Regions from separate parts of the Homo sapiens genome. Here region 1 is linked to region 2. A link is a contact called in ENCODE Hi-C or POLR2A ChIA-PET data. All regions are on one chromosome and are shown on one strand. Each heading gives the region's core, a stretch centred on a gene start or an enhancer-like site at or near the end of the contact. The rest is flanking DNA. Distances are from core to core; before and after follow the strand shown.

Evidence for each region. A loop is a pair of places that touch in the nucleus more often than their neighbours do. ChIA-PET counts read pairs that join two places held with the same protein, here RNA polymerase II (POLR2A). Pooled maps may share reads with other maps.
Region 1: a map of OCI-LY7 shows a loop between it and region 2 (5-fold over the local background). The contact joins the promoter of RNASEH1-DT here to the enhancer-like site in region 2. A Hi-C loop is called at or near these places in 1 of 168 maps with a recorded cell type or tissue (OCI-LY7), 1 of 37 single-sample maps with no recorded cell type and 3 of 50 pooled maps. POLR2A ChIA-PET finds 5 or more read pairs at or near these places in 1 of 52 experiments (H1).

What each region holds. Positions count from the first base shown.
Region 1 is chr2:3,556,736-3,560,218 of GRCh38, reverse strand. It overlaps RNASEH1-DT (RNASEH1 divergent transcript), which reads right to left and starts at 1,833. Exons shown (of 3, transcript NR_038429.1): 1 at 1,221-1,833; 2 at 490-771. RNASEH1 (ribonuclease H1) reads left to right here and starts at 1,886. Exons shown (of 8, transcript NM_002936.6): 1 at 1,886-2,086; 2 at 3,315-3,430. The coding sequence starts at 1,959. RefSeq lists enhancers at 1-120, 1,785-2,034 and silencers at 1,435-1,754, 2,125-2,224.
Region 2 is chr2:3,150,235-3,153,718 of GRCh38, reverse strand. The region is part of intron 2 of LOC107985840 (a long non-coding RNA gene); the gene reads left to right. Among named protein-coding and RNA genes, the nearest start is that of LINC01250, 26 kb to the right of the region's middle. RefSeq lists enhancers at 1,857-1,916, 1,927-2,186, 2,197-2,266. Within about 2 kb of position 2,123, at least 3 of the 41 ENCODE cell types and tissues checked have a DNase peak (open chromatin) inside an H3K27ac peak, as active enhancers do; they include OCI-LY7, where a contact is called at or near this core.

The sequences.
Region 1 (3,483 bases), core at 584-3,083, 410 kb before region 2:
TTAGGGACAGCTGTGTGTGTCTTTTTATTTTAAAATAAGAATCCGTCTTGAAGTGCAATAGGTAGGAATGAGGAATGAAAGCTATGGCCAATTTAAATTAAAATTAGGAAAGCTGAAATGTTTAAAATTGATGTTCTTTGGCCAGGCACAGTGGCTAATGCCTGTAATCCTAGCACTTTGGGAGGCTGAGGCAGGCGGATCACTTGAGGTCAGGAGTTCGCAACCAGCCGGGCCAACATGGTGAAACTCTGTTTCTACTAAAAATACATAAAAATTAGCCAGGCGTGATGGCGGGCGCCTGTAATCCCAGCTACTTGGGAGGCTGAGGCAGGAGAAATGCTTGAACCCGGGAGGTGGAGGTTGCAGTGAGCCCCAATCGTGCATCGTGCCACTGCACTCCAGCCTGGGCGACACAGCAAGACTCTGTTTAAAAAAAAAAAAAAAAAAAAAAAAAGATGTTCTTCGATTTCACAGAGGAACACAACTTACCACGCCAATGTACGCGTCGCTTTTGCCTGGGCCGTTCCTTCTTCCTAGAATGTCCTGCTTCTTTCTCTTTGTCTAACTCATGTGAATGAACTTTTTAAAAAATTAGTATCCTTCAAAACTGTATTTGCTCAGGCGTTCTGATGTGAGGCCCTCCTGACTCTCCAGGTGCGGGTGCTTCTCTGCTCTGTGTCTCTCACCTCCAACAGCTTGTTCTGCCTGCGCACTATTTGCTGATGTGTTATCTCCGGGGATTCTCGAATTTCTCACCTTCATCCCCAAGGCCTGACAAAATACATGGCAGGTGTGCAAAAGGCTTGTTAGAAGACCTTAAGAAAATTAAAGAAAAGTGGTTTAAAAATAATTCGAATAACAATGTTTGCCAATGGAGACTTTTTTTTTTTTTTTGAGACGGAATCACGCTCTGTCGCCCAGATGCAACCTCCACCTCTCGAGTTCGAGCGCCTCTCCTGCTTCAGCCTCCTGAGTAGCTGGGATTACAGGCGCAGGCGACCACGCCCGGCTAATTTTTGTATTTTTAGTAGAGACAGGGTTTCATCATATTGGCCAGGATGGTCTCGATCTCCTGACCTGGTGATCCACCCGCCTTGGCCTCCCAAAGTGCTGAGATTACAGGCGTAAGCCACCACGCCCCTCCAACCCATGAACACTTTTAAAATTACTTGATTTGCTTACAGAGCAAAAGGTCAAATGGGGAGAATTCTAAAAGTTACCTTCTCAACTCAGTTTTCTCCCGGGTCGTGGTGCTTGAGGCACTGGATATCCCCTGGTTAAACACCCACGTGCAGTGGAGCAGGGAGGGGACGCGCCCCTTCGGGGGTGGGCGCCCAAGGCAAGGGGAGGAATGCGGCTTCCACGGCCTCCCCTCTCGCCCTCCTTTGTGCTTATTCTAATTCATGAATTCTAACATCTTTCTGCCCACTAAAAAATGTGCATTCATTCATCTGGCCACAGCCCTTACTGTAGATCCGCATCCCTGGAGCTCTCGAGGAGCCGCGGTTACCGCACGTGGGTGCCGGGCGCCAGGGGGTTCAAGGGCTTCCCGCGGTGACCCGAGCACGCCGGGGCGTGGCCCCCGAACTGCGGCCTGGGGGCGGGGAGAGAAGGGGCCCAACATGGTCCATCTCGACCTTCCTCTGCCGGGCCCAGGGCTTCAGCCCCGCTCCCATAGGCCCCGCCCCATCCCAGACCTCGCCCGCCTTCGGGATCTCAGCCCTGGCTCCGCTTCTTCAAGTACCGACAGGAAGTTGACGAGTTCGGGCTCGTCAGGGGCCGAGCTCCGGGCTCCGCCCTACGACACCGCCCCTCCCTAGGCCCCGGCCCTCATCAGGACTCCGCCCAGACGTGCGTCATCTTCCCGCGCCGGTGACGGAAGTGCGGTGTTGAGCGCCGGCGGCTCGCGCCCACGCTGGGCCGGGAGTCGAAATGCTTCCCGGTGCCGGGAGTGAGCGATGAGCTGGCTTCTGTTCCTGGCCCACAGAGTCGCCTTGGCCGCCTTGCCCTGCCGCCGCGGCTCTCGCGGGTTCGGGATGTTCTATGCCGTGAGGAGGGGCCGCAAGACCGGGGTCTTTCTGACCTGGTGAGTGGCCCGCCCGCCGAGGCGCCTCCCTGCCGGCATCGGGGTCGAGGGAGGCCGGAGCCCGGCTAACCCCGGCGGCGGGAGCCTGGCGGTCCGAGTCTGTGCCGCGCGCTGTGGCTGTGGGTGGTCGGGGGACCGCCTCGTTTTCCTGCTCGGCCGGCGGGGTTCCAGGAGGCTCATGGCCTGGGACTGGAACGCACCGAAGACTTGTTTGAAATATCAGAAACGTCGCGTAAAGGTTAGGGGTGGCCTAATAAACCCTGTGTTTAATCCTCCATCTTTGTTGCAGTTAAAGTGCAACAAAAAGTGACACGTAATCAGAACGAACCCCCGTTACCAGAAGACTTTCCGTACCAGCTAAATTGGGATTGGAACTCAGTACCTAATCTTCCCTTTTAAAAAAGGCAAATTCTAATAAGCCAGTATTTGCAGTTGGATCCTTGTAACAACCCTTGGAGGTGAGAGGGATTATTCTCACTTTCAGGTATAGTTCTTGGGGTCAGGAAGTTCCCAGGGCATGTAACTGACAGAGAAAGGACTTGAGCCCAGCTGTTCTGACTGTACCACCAGAACTCTTCCCACTACAAGATACCAAAGTTCGTTACCTGTGTTTCCCCATGCACGGCAGCTACAGTATTGAGGAAGAAGCATCTCAGAAGTTGACCTTTTTGTTGTAAAGAAATGGTTAATATTTTTTTCAAAGACCGCAGTATTTTGTTATGCTTTGAGTTTGACGAAAGCCTTATGGTGCTGGTGTGCTGGCTGGCTGGCATACAGTAGAACACAGGTGTAGAGTCTGACGTGCAGGATAAAACTATAAGGTGCGACTCTGCCCTTTTCACGCAAAAATTGGTCCTCTATATCCAGTTTGCATCCTCAGTTTCAGCTAACCATAGATCAAAAATATTTGGAAAAAATTAAAATAGAATACAGTTTTAAAATACGCATAAAAAGACAATACAACTATATAGATTGTATTAGGTATTATAAACTAGAGATGATTTAAAGCATGCAAGAAGATGTGTGTGGGTTATTTGCAAATACACCATTTTATGCAAAGGACTTAAGCATCCTCTGATGTTGGTATCTGTGATGGGGTGGAGGACTTCCTGGAATCAGTCTCCCTCAGATACCAAGGGACAACTGTATTTCCAACCTTAAGAATCTCAATAAAAAAGGGGATAAGTTAGAGAAGGAAGAAGGAAATAACATTGCACATCTTTTCCAGGAATGAGTGCAGAGCACAGGTGGACCGGTTTCCTGCTGCCAGATTTAAGAAGTTTGCCACAGAGGATGAGGCCTGGGCCTTTGTCAGGAAATCTGCAAGCCCGGAAGTTTCAGAAGGTAGTCACCTCTCATATCAGTGTGACATTTTAACCTATTCAAAGGCTTTCATA
Region 2 (3,484 bases), core at 874-3,373:
TTTATTTATTTTTTTTTCCATAGGTTATTGGGGTACAGGTGGTATTTGGTTACATGAGTAAGTTCTTTAGTGATGATTTGTGAGCTTTGGGTGCACACATCACCCGAGCAGTATACCCTGCACCCTAATTGTAGCATTTTATCGCTCGCCCCCTCCCACCCTTCCCTGCAAGTCCCCAAAGTCCATTGCATCATTCTTATGCCTTTGCATCCTCCTAGCTCAGCTTCCACATATCAGTGAGAGCGTGATGTTTGGTTTTCCATTCTTGAGTTACTTCACTTAGAATAATAGTCTCCAATCTCATCCAGGTCGCTGCAAATGCCGTTAATTCCTTTTTATGGCTGAGTAGTATTCCATCATATATATATATATATATATATATATATATATATATATATATATATATAAACAATTTCTTTACCCAGTTGTTGATTGATGGGCATTTGGGTTGGTTCCACTATTTTGCACTTGTGAATTGTGCTGCTGTAAACATGCGTGTGCAAGTATCTTTTTCGTGTGACTTATTTTCCTCTGGGTAGACACCCAGTAGTGGGATTGCTGGATCAAATGGTAGTTCTACTTTTAGCTCTTTAAGGAATCTCCACAGTGTTTTCCATAGTGGCTGTACTAGTTTACATTCCCACCAGCAGTGTAGAAGTGTTCCCTGTTCACCACATCCACGCCAACATCTACCGTTTTTTTTTTAATTTTTTGATTATAGCCATTCTTGCAGGAGTAAGGTGGTATTGCATTGTGGTTTTGATTTGCATTTCCCTGATAAATAGTGATGCTGACCATTTTTTCATGTTTGTTGGCCATTTGTATATCTTCTTTTCAGAAGTGTCTATTCATGTTCTTAGCCCACTTTCTGATGGGATTGTTTGTTTTTTCTTACTGATTTGTTTGAGTTCGTTGTAGATTCTGGATATTAGTCCTTTGTCAGATGTATAGATTGTGAAGATTTTCTCCCACTCTGTGGGTTGTCTGTTTACTCTGCTGACTGTTCCTTTTGCTGTGCAAAAGCTCTTTAGTTTAATTAGGCCCCAGCTATTTGTCTTTGTTTTTTTTTGCATTTGCCCTTTGGTTCTTGGTCATGAAATCCTTGCCCAAGCCAATGTCTAGAAGAGTTTTTCCAATGTTATCTTCTAGAGTCCTTATAGTTTCTGGTCTTAGGTTTAATTCTTTAATCCATCTTGAGTTGATTTTTGTATAAGATGAGAGATGAGGATCCAGTTTCATTCTCCTACATGTGGTTTGTCAATTATCCCAGAACCATTTGTTGAAAAGGGTGTCCTTTCCCCACTTTGTGTTTTTGATTGCTTTGTCGAAGATCAGTTGGCTGTTAAGTATTTGGGTTTATTTCTGGATTCTCTATTCTGTTCCTTTGGTCTATGTGCCTACTTTACACCAGTACCATGCTGTTTTGGTGACTATGGACTTCACTTCTTGTATCATTTTTTGGATTTCCTTGCATTGGACTTCGCCTTTCTCTGGTCCCTCTCTGATTAGCTGAATAACTAACCTCCTGAATTCTTTTTCAGGTGAATCAGGGATTTCTTCTTGGTTTGGATCCATTGCTGGTGAGTTAGTGTGATTTTTGGGGGGGTGTTAAAGAGCCTTGTTTTGTCATATTACCAGAGCTGGTTTTCTGGTTCCTTCTCATTTGGGTAGTCTCTATCAGAGGGAAGGTCTAGGGCTCAAGGCTGTTATTCAGATTCTTTTGTCCCATGGGGTGTTTCTTTGATGTAGTTAGTACTCTCCGCCTTTTCCTATGGATGTGGCTTCCTGTGAGGCGAGATGCTGTGATTATTAACTCTCTTCTGGGTCTAACCACCCAGCACATCTACCCGGCTTCAAGCTGGCAGTGGGGGTTGTCTGCACAGTGTCCTGTGATGTGAACCATCTGTGGGTCTCTCAGCCGTGGATACCAGCACCTGTTCTGGTGGAGGTGGCAGGGGGGTGAAAAGGGCTCTGTGAGGGTTCTTAGCTTTGGTGGTTTAATGTTCTATTTTTGTGCTGGTTGGCCTCCTGATGGGAGGTGGTGCTTTCCAGAGAGCATCAGCTGTGGTAGTATGGGGAGGAACAGGTGGTGGGCAGGGCCCCAGAACTCCCAAGAGTATATGCTCTTTGTCTTCAGGTACCAGAGTGGATAGGGAAGGCCCATCAGGTGGGGGCAGGGCTAGGCATGTCTGAGCTCAGACTCTCCTTGGTTGGGTCTTGCTGTGGTTGCTTTGGGGGATGGGGGTGAGGTTCCCAGGTCAATGGAGTGGTGAATCTAGGAGGATTATGGCTGCCTCTGCTGAGTCATGGAGGTTGTCAGGGAAGTAGGAGAGAGCCAGCAGTTACAGGCCTCATCCAACTCCCATGCAGTCTGAAGGGCTGGTCTCACTCCCACTGTGGCCCCACTAACAGCACCGAGTCTGTTTCCAGGCAGTGGGCGAGCAGGGCTGAGAACTCGCCCCAGGCTACCCACCACCCCCTAGCTGCAAAAGCAATTAGGGCTTTCATTCTTCCCCCGCCTGTGGAGTCTATACACCAGCTCTCACCCTCCCCTGAGTTCTGGCCAGGAGGCTTCTCGCCTGGTTCAAATTGTTACAAAGTTCGGCTGGAGAATTCCTTCTCCCTGTTGCATTTCCCCCGCCCTGCACCTCCGGTCACCCTGCCAAAAGATCCTTGTGTTGCCACGTAGGAATGGGCTGCTTGGGGACCCAGCGAGCTCCCAGGGCCTTTCCCGCTGCTTCCTCTACCCCTGTATTTCGCTCTGCTCTCTAAATTGACTCAACTCCAGGTAAGGTTGGAAACTTCTCTCGAAAACTAGACCTTCAGTTTCCCCAGTGGGGGTGTGTGCTCGGGGGCGGAGGATCTTCCTTTCCCATTTCCACTGTTGGGGCACTCACAGTATTTGGGGTGTCTCCCAGGTCCTGCAGCTGTCTGCTTCCTTCAGAGGGTCGGTGGGTCCTCTTGGGATTCCTGGTTTGTTCTGGATCTAAACTTAATGATGTGAGCCTCCACACACTGCTCAATCCATCTGAGTCGGAGCTGCAATCTAGTCCTGACTCCCATCTGCCACGATGATCCACGATGCTCTTTTTTCAAAAAAAAAAAAAGAAAGAAAAATCTTTTTAGAGTGAGGGTCTTGTTCTGCCACCCAGGCTAAAATGCAGTTGTATGGTCATCACTCACTGCAGCCTCAAATTCCTGGACTCAATTGATCCTCCTGCCTCAGCCTCCCAAGTAGCTGGGACTACAGGCGCGCACCACCATGCCCAGCTAATATTTAAAATTTTTATTTAATTTTTTCTTGTAGAGATGGAGTCTCGCTATGTTGCCCAGGCTGGTTTTGAACTCCTGGCTCAAGCCATCTTCCCACCTTGGCCTCCCAAATCACTGGAGTTACAAGCATGAGCCACTGCACCCGGTCAGGACATTCTCACATTAGTCCTTATGGATCGTAGTCTGCCCTTGAAAATACTAAAATTATAGT